Regions from separate parts of the Homo sapiens genome. Here region 1 is linked to region 2. Evidence: chromatin contacts called from ENCODE Hi-C data. All regions are on one chromosome and are shown on one strand. Each heading gives the region's core, a stretch centred on a gene start or an enhancer-like site at or near the end of the contact. The rest is flanking DNA. Distances are from core to core; before and after follow the strand shown. Region 1 overlaps CAPSL (calcyphosine like). Region 2 overlaps ADAMTS12 (ADAM metallopeptidase with thrombospondin type 1 motif 12).

Region 1 (6,251 bases), core at 2,074-4,573, 2.1 Mb after region 2:
TGGTCCTCCAAAGTGCCATCTGTGCCTGGGAAGATCCTATCACAGTTTAAATCACTGTGAAAACCAGCCCCACAGACCAGCAGAAAGAATTCTGCCTCAGTCTACAGTTTAGTTTGCATAGCTTCCACATTCTGGGTTTCTCATTTGCACTGTGAATAGAATCCAAGTATGATGTGCACAGCAGCAGAGAGTCAGAGTCTCTGGCCATTCTTGCATGGGTTTGCCTTTGATCAAGTTAGAAATCCAAATTCAGTATTGTTATGGGTGGTTTGTTCTGACAAACTCTCATTCTCAGAATGTTTGCATACATCATTCTTGTTTCATAAAAAGTTGCTAATTTCATTCTCTTTTCTTTGGCTTGTTTAATTTTCTATCTGAGGACCAGACCCAACAGGTGAGGTTTTCCTGAGGGATGTTTTGGCAACTTTTTATTGTGTTTTGCCTTCTGAACTAAGGGCTTATTTTTTAAATTGTAAACGGAGTAAGCTTTAAAATCTGTAAGTTAAATAAACAAAAAATATATCCAGAAGAGTGTTAGCAAATGATTTCTTTAAATGTCTCTTCTCTTTTCCTCCCACTCCTACTAGAAGGAGTAGAGCTAAATAATGCATAATTCGTGACTGTGCCAGAAGCCATAAAGGAGAATGAGAATTGGAGTGCAGTGACCCTTGACCATTAGGTTATTAGCAGATTTTGTTTCCAGAGGGTGAAAGGGCCTTGGTGGAACCTTGCTCATGGGCCCAGAACCCAAACCGCTAGAAGAGAAGCAACTAAATGTGACCAAATACACTATGAAGTATGGGTTATCTGAAATTGGATAGCTGTGCCCTGTGCCCCCATTTGACAGGAAGCAAAGTATCACTGGAGAAGACTAAGCTGATAGCTGCAACCTGGTCCTTGCTCAGAATCACATGCTCACTCTATAGCCTCAGTTAAGCTGAGGCATGAGTCATACCCAGAATCAAAGACAAGAATCTTTCTAGAGCAAAAGCCTTGAAACCCATCATCCCCAGGAAATAGGGGACCTCTCCTTAGCCACAGTCTACAAGGCACAGGCTGCAAAAATATATGGATTTTTTTCTATACATTTCTTCACAATTTCTTCTGGTTTTCTACATAAGTCTACATATTTCTTCATAACACTTGGTATCTTTGGCCTAACCAACCTCTATATGAGCAGAGATAATAAATCCAATACAAAATCAAACTTGTGCAATTGTGCAATTAAGTAAAAAAACAAAAACAAAAACAAAACTAGTTTCTGGTAATACGGGGATACACCATCCTCAAGAAAAAGTTGAGCATCTCAACAAGTTACTTAATAACTACTATAATGCCTATGTAGCAGCACTGGTTTTCACATGTTTTAAATTAATACATATCCGAATCTCAACTTCCAAGCGTATGAAATAAAACCTAAACAGTGAATTGATACAAAATATGGCAAGTGTGTTCAATCCCTAAATCCAGAGCCAATTAAGTATATAAGATCTTAAAGAAGACTATTAACCCAATCCTGTCTGCAAACTGGGGGATGAGTGCAGCTAAGGACAGAGTCAAAAGGAGGTATTTCACCCAGCAGCAAGGTGGGTGGGCATTGTCTCCAGCACCATAACCAGAGGCTGGTCACTGTGCTTTTATCTCTGGCCCTAGATACAGAAGACACAGAAGGAGAGCTGTAGTTTTCTTATCTATTTTCCAGCCTCTGGGCTATCTTTGCTTCTAGTAGCCTTTCATGGGCAGAGTCCTACACATCAACGATATGAAGCCAAAGCTTAGTGCTGGGAGGAGGAGGTGTTAAGCCATGAAGCATCAAGATGGAAAACCTGCTTTGGAATATTATTGAAATCCTAGTCCGTGTCACACCCAACCTCCTTGTGCTGGTGGGAATTTTTGTTTGTTTGTTTGTTTGTTTGAGACAGAGTCTTGCTCTAGGCTGGAGTGCAGTGCAGTGGCATGATCTGAGCTCATTGCAGCCTCTGCCTCCCGGGTTCAAGCAATTCTCATGTCTCAGCCTCTGGAGTAGCTGAGATTACAGGCATGTGCCACCATGCCCAGCTAATTTTTTTATTTTTAGTAGAGACAGGGTTTTCACCATGTTGGACAGGCTGGCCTTGAACTCCTGACCTCAGGTGATCCACCCACCTCAGCCTCCCAAAGTACTGGGATTGCAGGCGTGAGCCACTGCACCCAGCCCTTGCTGGTGGGAATTTCAACACAATTGGCAGAAAGCAGAGAGGGGAGAGATAAACATTCCACCAGGTGAAGGCTTTCTGGAATAGCCTGCCCACACACAGCGCAAGATGTCCCAGATAAAATCTGAGCGCCCAGCCCAGTTTCAAAACTTCAGCCACAGGAGTACCATGAACAGGCGTGGATCTACTGCTCAAAGAAATAGCCTCCTCACTCACACCAGTCTTTAAAATGACTATTAAATAAATCATTTTGAATCTATTTGTCAAACTGCGGCTTCCCTAAACCCTAAGCAGTGAAACTCAAGATTTGCTTGTAGAAATTGAGGCTAACACGTGGTCTTCTTCTGGTCCCCAAATGAGACTGAAACACTTAAAGACTTACAATCAGTCATAAAAAGAGATATATTATCATCTCACCTAGAAAAGGATCATCTAAAAGGAGGTGAAGAAAAACTATGGGTGCATGGGTGAGGGTTTTAATTAAAATACTCAAGCTTTCATTAATGGCCAAGGGATAAAACCTAAAGTTGATTAGACACCTGCATGTATCAGCACAGCACTAGGAGCTTTACAGAGCTCATTTTATTTAAGTCCTATTTTAGAACAAAGGAAACAGTCTTAGGCAAGGCAAACTCACAGTTGGCTACTCAATGTCTTTTATTTCTGCCTGTTTTTTGGCCCCAGAAAATGCAATATTTTGACACAGAAAAAAACATTAGGATGAGTGTGAAATCAAATACGATTCTGGTTTTTGAGCTGACATTTAGTCATTTGGAGCCACATGGCTGTCCCAGGGCCTGGTCCCCAGGTCATGTGCTTAAAGCTTCCAGGCGGTTCTCATCATGATGATGAAGTACACATCAGTGTCAATGGATGCGCTCACACCTGCATAGTAGTTCATGAACTCCTCAGGGGTCACCTGCAGTGGAAAAGTTAGAAACAAAAACGAAACTTTGCTTCTCACTCTGTCAATGGGCGCCCACCTTGTGCACCTGTAAATAGAAGGGAAATAGAGGATTTCTTTGTGTATGTGATCATGGCTGAGGAACTGATCTAAAACAAAAGAACAAGTGAAGCTGAGGATGGTGTGAGAACAGCACCTAGGAAGAGAGAAAGAAAGTCTTGAAAGTTTCTAAGCCAACCTAAATGGAAAGTGACGCATAGGTTGTCATCTTTTGTCTAAGGGTGGGAGCCCGTCGGTTCAGGTAAGGGAGACTGAAACTCAGAGTAAGAAGGAAGTGCTCTGCAACTGTAGTTATTTCTGTCTTTCTGTGACACGTCAGAAACAACATGTCATGTCCTTGTGTCAGGGTAAGTGATGTTTTCCCTTTCCAAAAATGGAGTTCTCTCCTGTGGGTGAAGAAACAGATTTCTAGTTAAACGCTCCCGGGTTGCATGCTTTTCTAACACATAAATAACTCATTCAAGGCCCAGGGTGAATAAAAAGCTTACCCCTGCTTCATGCCTCCCACCCATCCTGGCTTCTCTCCACTCTACACCCATGACCATCTCTTTGAAATATTGACTAATGTGTTTATCTGTGTGGGGATTTTATATTACTTTCCTTTGGGGAAGGAGAAAAGACAGTTATTAGTCTTATTTTTAACAGGTCTAGATAATATGTACACTCTAATTTAATCATGTTGGTTGACATGATCGGTTGGGGACATACCTATGCCTTCCAAGAATCATAAGAGATGACTGACCCACTGGTCCTATTGAAATTATAAGTGACCAGAAAAGAAAAGTCACTGGATCCACAGTTGTCTTTCATACCACCCCTTCCCACTAAAAACATAAGGAAGGGCAGTAGAAAGAAAGGCATTTGAACTCAGCTCATAGTTGAACTGTAAATACACATCTACAATACATGCATAGAGCCTCTGTCAAAATTAGGATACCATTAGCATCCCCCTTTGTTGAACTTCTTTATTCCTCTCCTCCTTTGGATTCCTCAGCCTCTGCTTTTCAATTCCCTCATTAAGGGATTACATTAAGTTTCACACATCATTATTGCCCTCTTTCTATCTTTCTCATGTTGTGTGAGGTTCCAGGGAAATGTTTATCAGTGTGGGTCCACACCACCTGCATCAGGACAACCTGGGGTGTCTGTCATAAGCCTAGGCCCACAGGCTGTACCCCACACCTGCTAAATCAGAATCTCTGAAGCAGGTGGTTGTGGAATTTACTTCTTAAAAATCTAAACATCCCAGTTAATTGTTGTGCACACTACAGTAATTTAACTGGGAATATCAAAGATAATTAAGATAAAGTCTCAGTCCTCAAAAAGTTGCAGGCTGGTGAAATACTCCAACAAAGTAAGTGGATCATTTTACAGCAAATAGCAAGTAAACTAAAAGAGTTACCCACGAGACCCTGAGCCATTTTGACGGTGCACTTTACCATGACAGTTTGAGGAACATTTTTTACAGCTAATTATTTTTTAATTAAAAATTATCAAACTCCCGATATTTTTAGTTTGTTATTGTTTCTATTGTCTGTTTGTTGGCCAGGGATGACAGCCATTGAATGAGACTCCCTCCACATCCACTGTAATAATCCTATCCCTAGCTTTTCTCTCCCACAGAAGTTGAAAAACTCAAAACTCACTTTCCCAGACTCCTCTGCAGCTTCAGCTTGGGATGGCCAAGTAATAGAGTTCTCACCAATAAGATACAAAGGAAATTTGACATGAATTTCTAGGGAAGCCTTTGCTTTCCTGATGCAGGCTCCAGCCCTTTCTCGTTCCCTCCTTCTCCCTCCTTTGTCCTGCTGCCTGAAACTCAGATGTGCTGGCTGAAGTTAGGCAACCATCTTGAGATCATGAAGGAAAGGCCAGGAAAATCACAAAGACTTCAGCTCTGCTCTCTTTAAGCCACTCAAGTGAGAACATCAAGTAGAATAAAAAATAAAACCTAATTTGTGTATTCCAGTGTATAATAAGATTTCCTATTTCTTGCAATTGAAAGCAAACCCTAACTGAAACACCAATACATGATTGAGACTGGTATCGTCACCCATCCTTCCATCCCAAACTCCCCCAGTGGGATGGGGTGACCTGAGTTGAGTTGGCTCTGTTGGAGAATGGAGAAGGAATCCAAGATGGGCAAAAGATAAAGGAAGCATTAAACCTCACTTGGAAGTCAGATGACGTCAAGCCAGAGGTCAGAGCTAATGTATTTGATCATTTCAGAAAAAGCCATCAGTTACTCTTAGCTAGGTGTTTGCTTGTTTTCTGAGACTCAACTTATATTGGGAATGGCCTGAATCGCAAATTCTCTGATCTCCTGTAAATTTGCCCTCATCATAGTAAATTGTTGGTTAGCAATAATCACTATCCTTATTCATTTTATTTGACATTAGAAAAAAATGAGAGACTGGGCACTCCTACTTTTAGCAGGCCTCTTGACTAGGCTACCTTTATGTGACAAGATATATATCATATATACAAGGAAAGGTCCCAGATGGGGGTAATGGAAGTCACAATACAAGCCCTTTTTCTCAGCTCCAAATTCATCAGAAAAATCCTAAAACAAATCTAGGTTACTATTAATACATACACTCAGTAATATACCTAACATATTTTTAATTATTTAAAAATTTTTTATGAGATGGATGAGGCAATAGACTGATATTCCCTGAAGGTCTAAAGTCCTAAGAGGCTTTTTAAAAATATAGTGATGATAAAGTCATATATACACATGAAGAATTCAAAACTTAGATATTAAAGAATAAGAAGTAAATGTCTCACCAAATTGTGGTGGGGTTTAGTGATAGAAAAGGGGTAAGGAAAGTCTGTGTCACAGGTTATCTGATTGCTTCACACCTCCATCCAAATGGCTTCCGGCTGCTATGGGAGTCCAGTGAGGTATTAGTGCAAGATTTATGACATCAAATTCCGTGACTGCTGAAACTCCAGCAACCTTTATGGGTATTTGAGAGTTTAACCTAGATTATCAAGTTTGAACATTACCTTTAGCTAGGAGCTATGCTAAATTTTTTGCATTATTTTAAATTTTGTCTTATATGGGATGTTTTTAACCATAAATGAGCACA
Region 2 (6,404 bases), core at 1,575-4,074:
CAGCACTTTGGGAGGCCTAGGCTGGTGGATCACCTGAGGTCGGGAGTTGGAGACCAGCCTGACCAACATGGAGAAACCCCGTCTCTACTAAAAACACAAAAATTAGCCGGGCAAGGTGGCACATGCCTATAATCCCAGCTACTCGGGAGGCTGAGGCAGGAGAATCACCTGAACCCGGGAGATGGAGATTGTGGTGAGCCGAGATCGCGCCATTGCACTCCAGCCTGGGCAACAAGAGCAAAACTCCATCTCAAAAAAAAAAAGAAAGAAAGAAAGAAAAGGAAGTTTCAAGGACTGGATCAAACCCAGAATGATTATACCCAAATGATCAAGTATAGGATTACTTAACTGCCAAGGAAGATAAAAGTAGCAGTAAGTTAGGCAAAGAGGGCCTTGGAGAGGCTCAGGTGAAGCTGTTACCAGAAAACAGGCCACCTTTAATGGGTGGGCACAGCACCTGTAAGGTGAATGAGGTAGAAGACTGTATTCACCAAAGATCTGTCACAGGAAGAAATTGTGTTTCCAAGGATATCCTCTCCCTTCCATAAAGAGTGAAACAATGGCCAGGTGCAGTGGCTTACACCTGTAATCCCAGCACTTAGGGAGGCCAAGGTGGTCAGATCACTTGAGGTCAAGAGTTTGAGACCAGCCTGGCCCATATGGTGAAACCCCATCTCTACTAAAAATACAAAAAAAGGAGCAGGGCATTGTGGCAGGTGCCTGTAATCCCAACCACTCAGGAGGCTGAGGCAGGAGAGTCGCTTGAATCCAGGAGGCGGAGGTTGCAATGAGCCAAGATCGCACCACTGCACTCCAGCCTGGGTAACAGAGTAAGACTCTGTTTAAAAAAAAAAAAAAGTGAAGCAAGGAAATGCCTGAGTACCTGGAGTTGCCCAGACCACCACCAGCCACCTTGGAGTGTCTCAGCTCAGCCAGAATCCAGAACCTGAAGTGCCAGTTGTCACCCAACAGGAAGTCAACATGAGGGCAGAGGATAGACAAACAAGCGACATAGTGAGGTGAAAGATGGAGGGATTTCAGAAGCTTCTGTGAATGTGAATGTGAAATGTTGAAGACAAGAACAAGATCTATACAAGATTTTAAGAAAACTGTCTGTAGGATGTTTCCTATGATACACATGTCTACATCATGAGAAATGTTTCTCTCCAATCCTGAGAAGTCAAATTTGTGTTTCCCTCATTGGTATTAGTTGCAAAACTGGACTTCAGAGAGTCCTATCTTTTATACAGGTTACTTGAGGTTGTTGGAATTGTTGAGATGTATTCTGAATCAGTTGCCCCAATGACAACTTGCCTAGGGAAAATGCAAGCAGGCTTCTATTCTTAGCAGAAGTATTTTGAGTGTCTATCACCTAGGGTGATTGCAAGTATTAGCACTGAAAAAGAGAAGTGGGAGGGCAGGCCTTGGAGAAGCAGAAGAGAAAATATGAATCTAGAACGTAGATTATTAGCTTACAAACCTGGCTGCACCAGAATCACCTAAGTAGCTTTAATGTGTATATATTATACACACACATGATATATATATATCGTGGTGTTTTCATCTAAGCTGTTGAGAAGAGACATCTATATATATGTATTGCATAGCAATATATATATATGTATTGCATAGCAATATATATATATGTATTGCATAGCAATATATATATATGTATTGCATAGCAATATATATATATGTATTGCATAGCAATATATATATGTATTGCATAGCAATATATATATGTATTGCATAGCAATATATATATATGTATTGCATAGCAATATATATATGTATTGCATAGCAATATATATATGTATTGCATAGCAATATATATATATGTATTGCATAGCAATATATATATATGTATTGCATAGCAATATATATATATGTATTGCATAGCAATATATATATGTATTGCATAGCAATATATATATATGTATTGCATAGCTATATATATATGTATTGAATAGCAATATATATATGTATTGAATAGCAATATATATATGTATTGCACAGCAATATATATATATGTATTGCACAGCAATATATATATGTATTGAATAGCAATATATATATGTATTGCACAGCAATATATATATATGTATTGCACAGCAATATATATATATGTATTGCATAGCAATATATATATATGTATTGCATAGCAATATATACATATATGTACTGCATAGCAATACACATGTGTATTGCATAGCAATACACATATGTATTGCATAGCAATATATATGTATTGCATAGCAATATATATGTATTGCATAGCAATATATAGTATCTATATATGTATTGCACAGCAATATATGGTATCTATATATGTATTGCATAGCAATATATAGTATCTATATATGTATTGCATAGCAATATATAGTATCTATATATGTATTGCATAGCAATATATAGTATCTATATATGTATTGCATAGCAATATATACATTGTATCAATATATATGTATTGCATAGCAATATACATTGTATCAATATATATATGTATTGCATAGCATATTATATATGTATTACCTACATATAGATAGCATGTGTATATAATATATACACACACTATACTAGTAGCAGAGGCAGGTGGGAGATGTATTTTATAGTGTAAATCCTTTTTATCTTTTAAGTTTTGTAGCATGTGAACTTATTACCTGCTAAACGTATTATAAAACGAAGGGGGAAAAGCCTAGATTCCTCTCACGGAGATTTTCACTCTCAATAGATGATCTGTTCTTACCATATCGTCTGTACGGAGCAGATCTCACCACCAGACTGTGACCCACCCTTACCACGAGCGTCTAATGGTCCGTCACCTGCACATCGGTTAAGCAGGTGAAAGGGGACTTCCTGACCCAGGATGTGGCATGGTCTCACATGCCTCTGGGTTTCAGACACAATGACTCAGCAGAAAGTTTCACTAAAAGAGAGGATTAATCAGACCTCAGGGGAAGCTGGCCACGGCGACCTCTGGGAGGCCTTCTTGTTCCCTTTCACAAGAGAGTTCTTGGTGTGGCACTATGCTAAGTGCTACACACCCATCCTCCCAACCAAAACAGGTGCTGTCAGCCCCTTTTACAATCTCAGAGCTAACATGCCCAAAGTTACAGAGCTAATGACTGAAATCTGCCTACCTGGAAAGCCCAACAGGCTCTCGACACCATAGGCCTCTCTCATTGCAGCAGCCTTTTCCTCACAGGAACAGTCTGATACCAGCATCATGCTGCCACCATCCATGTCCACAGCACAGAAAATGTTACAGTGTAAATATCTACTCTGGATGACCTGGGCTAGGATATTATTTCTCACCTTCATATTTTTTGACTGTTTAGTTTTTCAGATTCAAAGGTCAAAGAGAGAGTTTTTTCCCATCCTGCTGGTCCCTGGGCTGCAAGGATCCAGTTCACCCAAAGTAATAGATCTAAAGAGGCGAAGTCTTGTCTAAGGTCACCCACCAATAAAACAAACAACTATATACCTAATTTTGCACGTATCACCCCATGAGGTGATATGCTTTGGTCAGAGTTCCTGAGTTCTATAAGATCTTAGGAATTAGCCTTCATTTCCCAGAAAAAGAAGCTGGAATCTTGAGTGTTAAGAAACTTCTCTTAGAGCTTCTGGCTAGATGGGAGCATTCAGGCATAAACTTCAGGTCTCCCAACTCCAAGTCCAGTGCTTGCGCATGACAGAGTACTCTTCTGAAGTCTTAAGCCTAAATCACAGTGGACTAAGCTAGCAATAAAAATAAAAGGAGGCCAGACACAGTGGCTCATGCCTGTAATCCCAGCACTTTGGGAGGCCGAGGCAGGCAGATCACGAGGTCAGGAGATCGAGATCATTCTGGCTAACGTGGTGAAACCCCATCTCTACTAAAAATACAAAAAATTAACCAGGCATGGTGGTGGGCACCTGTAGTCCCAGCTACTCGGGAGGCTGAGGCAGGAGAATGGCATGGACCCAGGATGCAGAGCTTGCAGTGAGCCGAGATCACGCCACTGCACTCCAGCCTGGGTGACACAGCGAGACTCCATCTCAAAAAAATAAAATAAAATAAAAGGAAAGAGGAGTCTATTTGTCAAATTTGAATCTCTTTATTGAAACAGTTGAATTAACTAATTGAATTAAAAGGATTTACTAGTAAAAGAGAGAATCCTTTCCAGAGGAGGGATGTAAAGCACTCACCGATACATCTCAAATCCTCCTCTGGTCATTGCCAAAGCAACTGTTATCACAACCTTCCAGATAGAAAAGAGTATCTGCTCAGAAGGGATACTGGATTGCTGCCCAGTCCCCCACAATATCCAACCTCCAAGATCAGATGTGCCCTCTGCTGCAATGCAATTTCAAATAAATGAAGAAAAAAGATGCAGAGATGCTTTTATGTCTTTTTCAGTAAGCCTAGCTGATTTCATTCATTTATTCTGCACCATACGTTCAGGTAAAACCCCTTTCTGCAGACTTATTCTGCATTAGCTACTCCCAGTATGGGCATACACATGCTCATGTGCACACACGCATGTGCAAGCACACACACACACACCATAGCCTGCTTATCAATCAACTCTAATTTGTCCGGAAGCTCTGCCATGAGTGGCACATTCCCCATATTCTTTCCTTATCAAGCTCTGTAGAGGTTGGAAAAGATAAGAGACCACTGACTATTCCTAAGCCTTATATTATCTAACAGTTTAACCTCCTGTGTTTCTTCTGCAAATGTGCTAACAACAACAACAACAACAAAACCAAATTGTAAAAACAACTAAAACAAAGACCAAGGAAGAGAAAGAAAAGCCAAAGAAAATTCCCAGAAAGCTCAGTTTGGTAAACAGAAAAAAAAAGTCCTTAGAGATCGGCTGAGAATACTGAAGGACCAGAAAGAGAAAGAATCAGTGGTAAACTTTTAAAAAGTTTTTAAAAAGGTTTTCTAGAAGAAAGAAAGGCTGCTTGGAAGAAAGATAGTAGTATCTGATGACCCACTAAGAGACTGAAAGTTGTGCATTTTAAAATTAAGTGACTCATTTCTTACGGCCAAAGCAGAAATCAAACGGGAAAAAACAGTCTAGAGAAAAATCTGCCATAAACAGGGTACAGAGGGTGAGTGGATGGAGAATGGGTAAAGGGAGGAATCAGTGACACCAAATGCGGCCGTTTAGTATGAAATTTCATAATCTGATAAATCTGTTTCTGAAAATAGTTTATTGTCCTCCCAGCCAATTTAATTGCAGAACTATGAAGGAATGTCTACATGGAAATGTGCAGTCTGCAAGTTAGAGAAACGGTCTGGTAGGAAGCACTAGTGTATGAAATTCACTCTATTAAAGTAAATGTCTGAAATCTCTCAAGGAGGGAAATAAGCAAATCCAGCAACATACACCATTGGGAAAAAAGCTAAGAAGGTCATTTGTATGTGTTTGTTGAAAGGAAGATTTTCAGTATTTGATTATTTGAAAGGGCTTAAAAGCAAATAACAGGTATCATCAATAAAAAGGCAAACAGACAGGATGGCTGCAGTTTATGGAGACACACAAAAAAAACACATGCATACCTTCTCTAAATCCCCATTCATTTAGTCAGGGGTCTAGAACTTAACAGAGGCAAGGTGGCCACAGCCCCTCAGGAGCAGGGGCCATGCCTCCTGCCCCTACCCCTGCCGTCCCCAGGGTGCACTGCTGTCAGCAGCCCTGTCTGCATGGGTACTGTCCTCCCGGAACCGAGCAGGGAGCCTAATTCTTGTTTTGCCACTGCCCTGTTACACATAGATTTTAATCACCACCTTGGAAAACTCCACACTAACAATCTCTTAAGAGAATATTTATAACATCAAGGTCTCTTCATTCTTGACCTAAACTTAGAATCAACAAGGTCCATCCCCTTGAGATAGGAATAAAACCATCAACAATGCTAGCTGTCATTGTCTGTCCCAGCCCTTCTGTGGCCCAGAAAGCCTGTCTCTTCTCAACAGCTTAGATGAAAACACCAAAACAAGAGATTATTGCTTGGCACACTCATCAAGCAGACAAGAATTAAAGAGCATGAGAAGAACCAGCAGCTTTTCTGGTAAGAGCTATCCATGCCAAAGACACAGATTTGAACATAACGCAACACAGCAGAGAATAGGGGAGCAGAAAAGGATGACAATGAATGGGTACATTTGGCCAAATGACCCATCTTTTTTGGCTTCCAAGTTCCCATGTATCTTCTCAGTCTTTTCCTGAATCACATTGTCTAAGATTCCTCTTCCACTCCTTCACCCATCAACATTGATTAGAGCAGCATCATTCCCTGCTACTGTTTTAAGCATCATTAGGCTTTCGACAAACAATTTGCCACAAGGATGCAAGACATAAAAGGGTGAACTCAAATAGAATTAGTGTCTGTGTTTAATGGGTCAATGCTTC

The links. A loop is a pair of places that touch in the nucleus more often than their neighbours do. Pooled maps may share reads with other maps.
Region 1: a map with no recorded cell type shows a loop between it and region 2 (29-fold over the local background). The contact joins two enhancer-like sites. A Hi-C loop is called at or near these places in 3 of 37 single-sample maps with no recorded cell type and 2 of 50 pooled maps.

Annotation. Positions count from the first base shown.
Region 1 is chr5:35,901,533-35,907,783 of GRCh38, forward strand. It overlaps CAPSL (calcyphosine like), which reads right to left. Exons shown (of 5, transcript NM_001042625.2): 5 at 2,756-3,114. The coding sequence ends at 3,013. Among named protein-coding and RNA genes, the nearest start is that of CAPSL, 34 kb to the right of the region's middle. RefSeq lists an enhancer at 3,063-3,162. Within about 2 kb of position 3,324, at least 2 of the 41 ENCODE cell types and tissues checked have a DNase peak (open chromatin) inside an H3K27ac peak, as active enhancers do.
Region 2 is chr5:33,847,372-33,853,775 of GRCh38, forward strand. All of the region lies in intron 2 of ADAMTS12 (ADAM metallopeptidase with thrombospondin type 1 motif 12), which reads right to left. Among named protein-coding and RNA genes, the nearest start is that of ADAMTS12, 41 kb to the right of the region's middle. RefSeq lists an enhancer at 2,531-3,032. Within about 2 kb of position 2,825, at least 4 of the 41 ENCODE cell types and tissues checked have a DNase peak (open chromatin) inside an H3K27ac peak, as active enhancers do.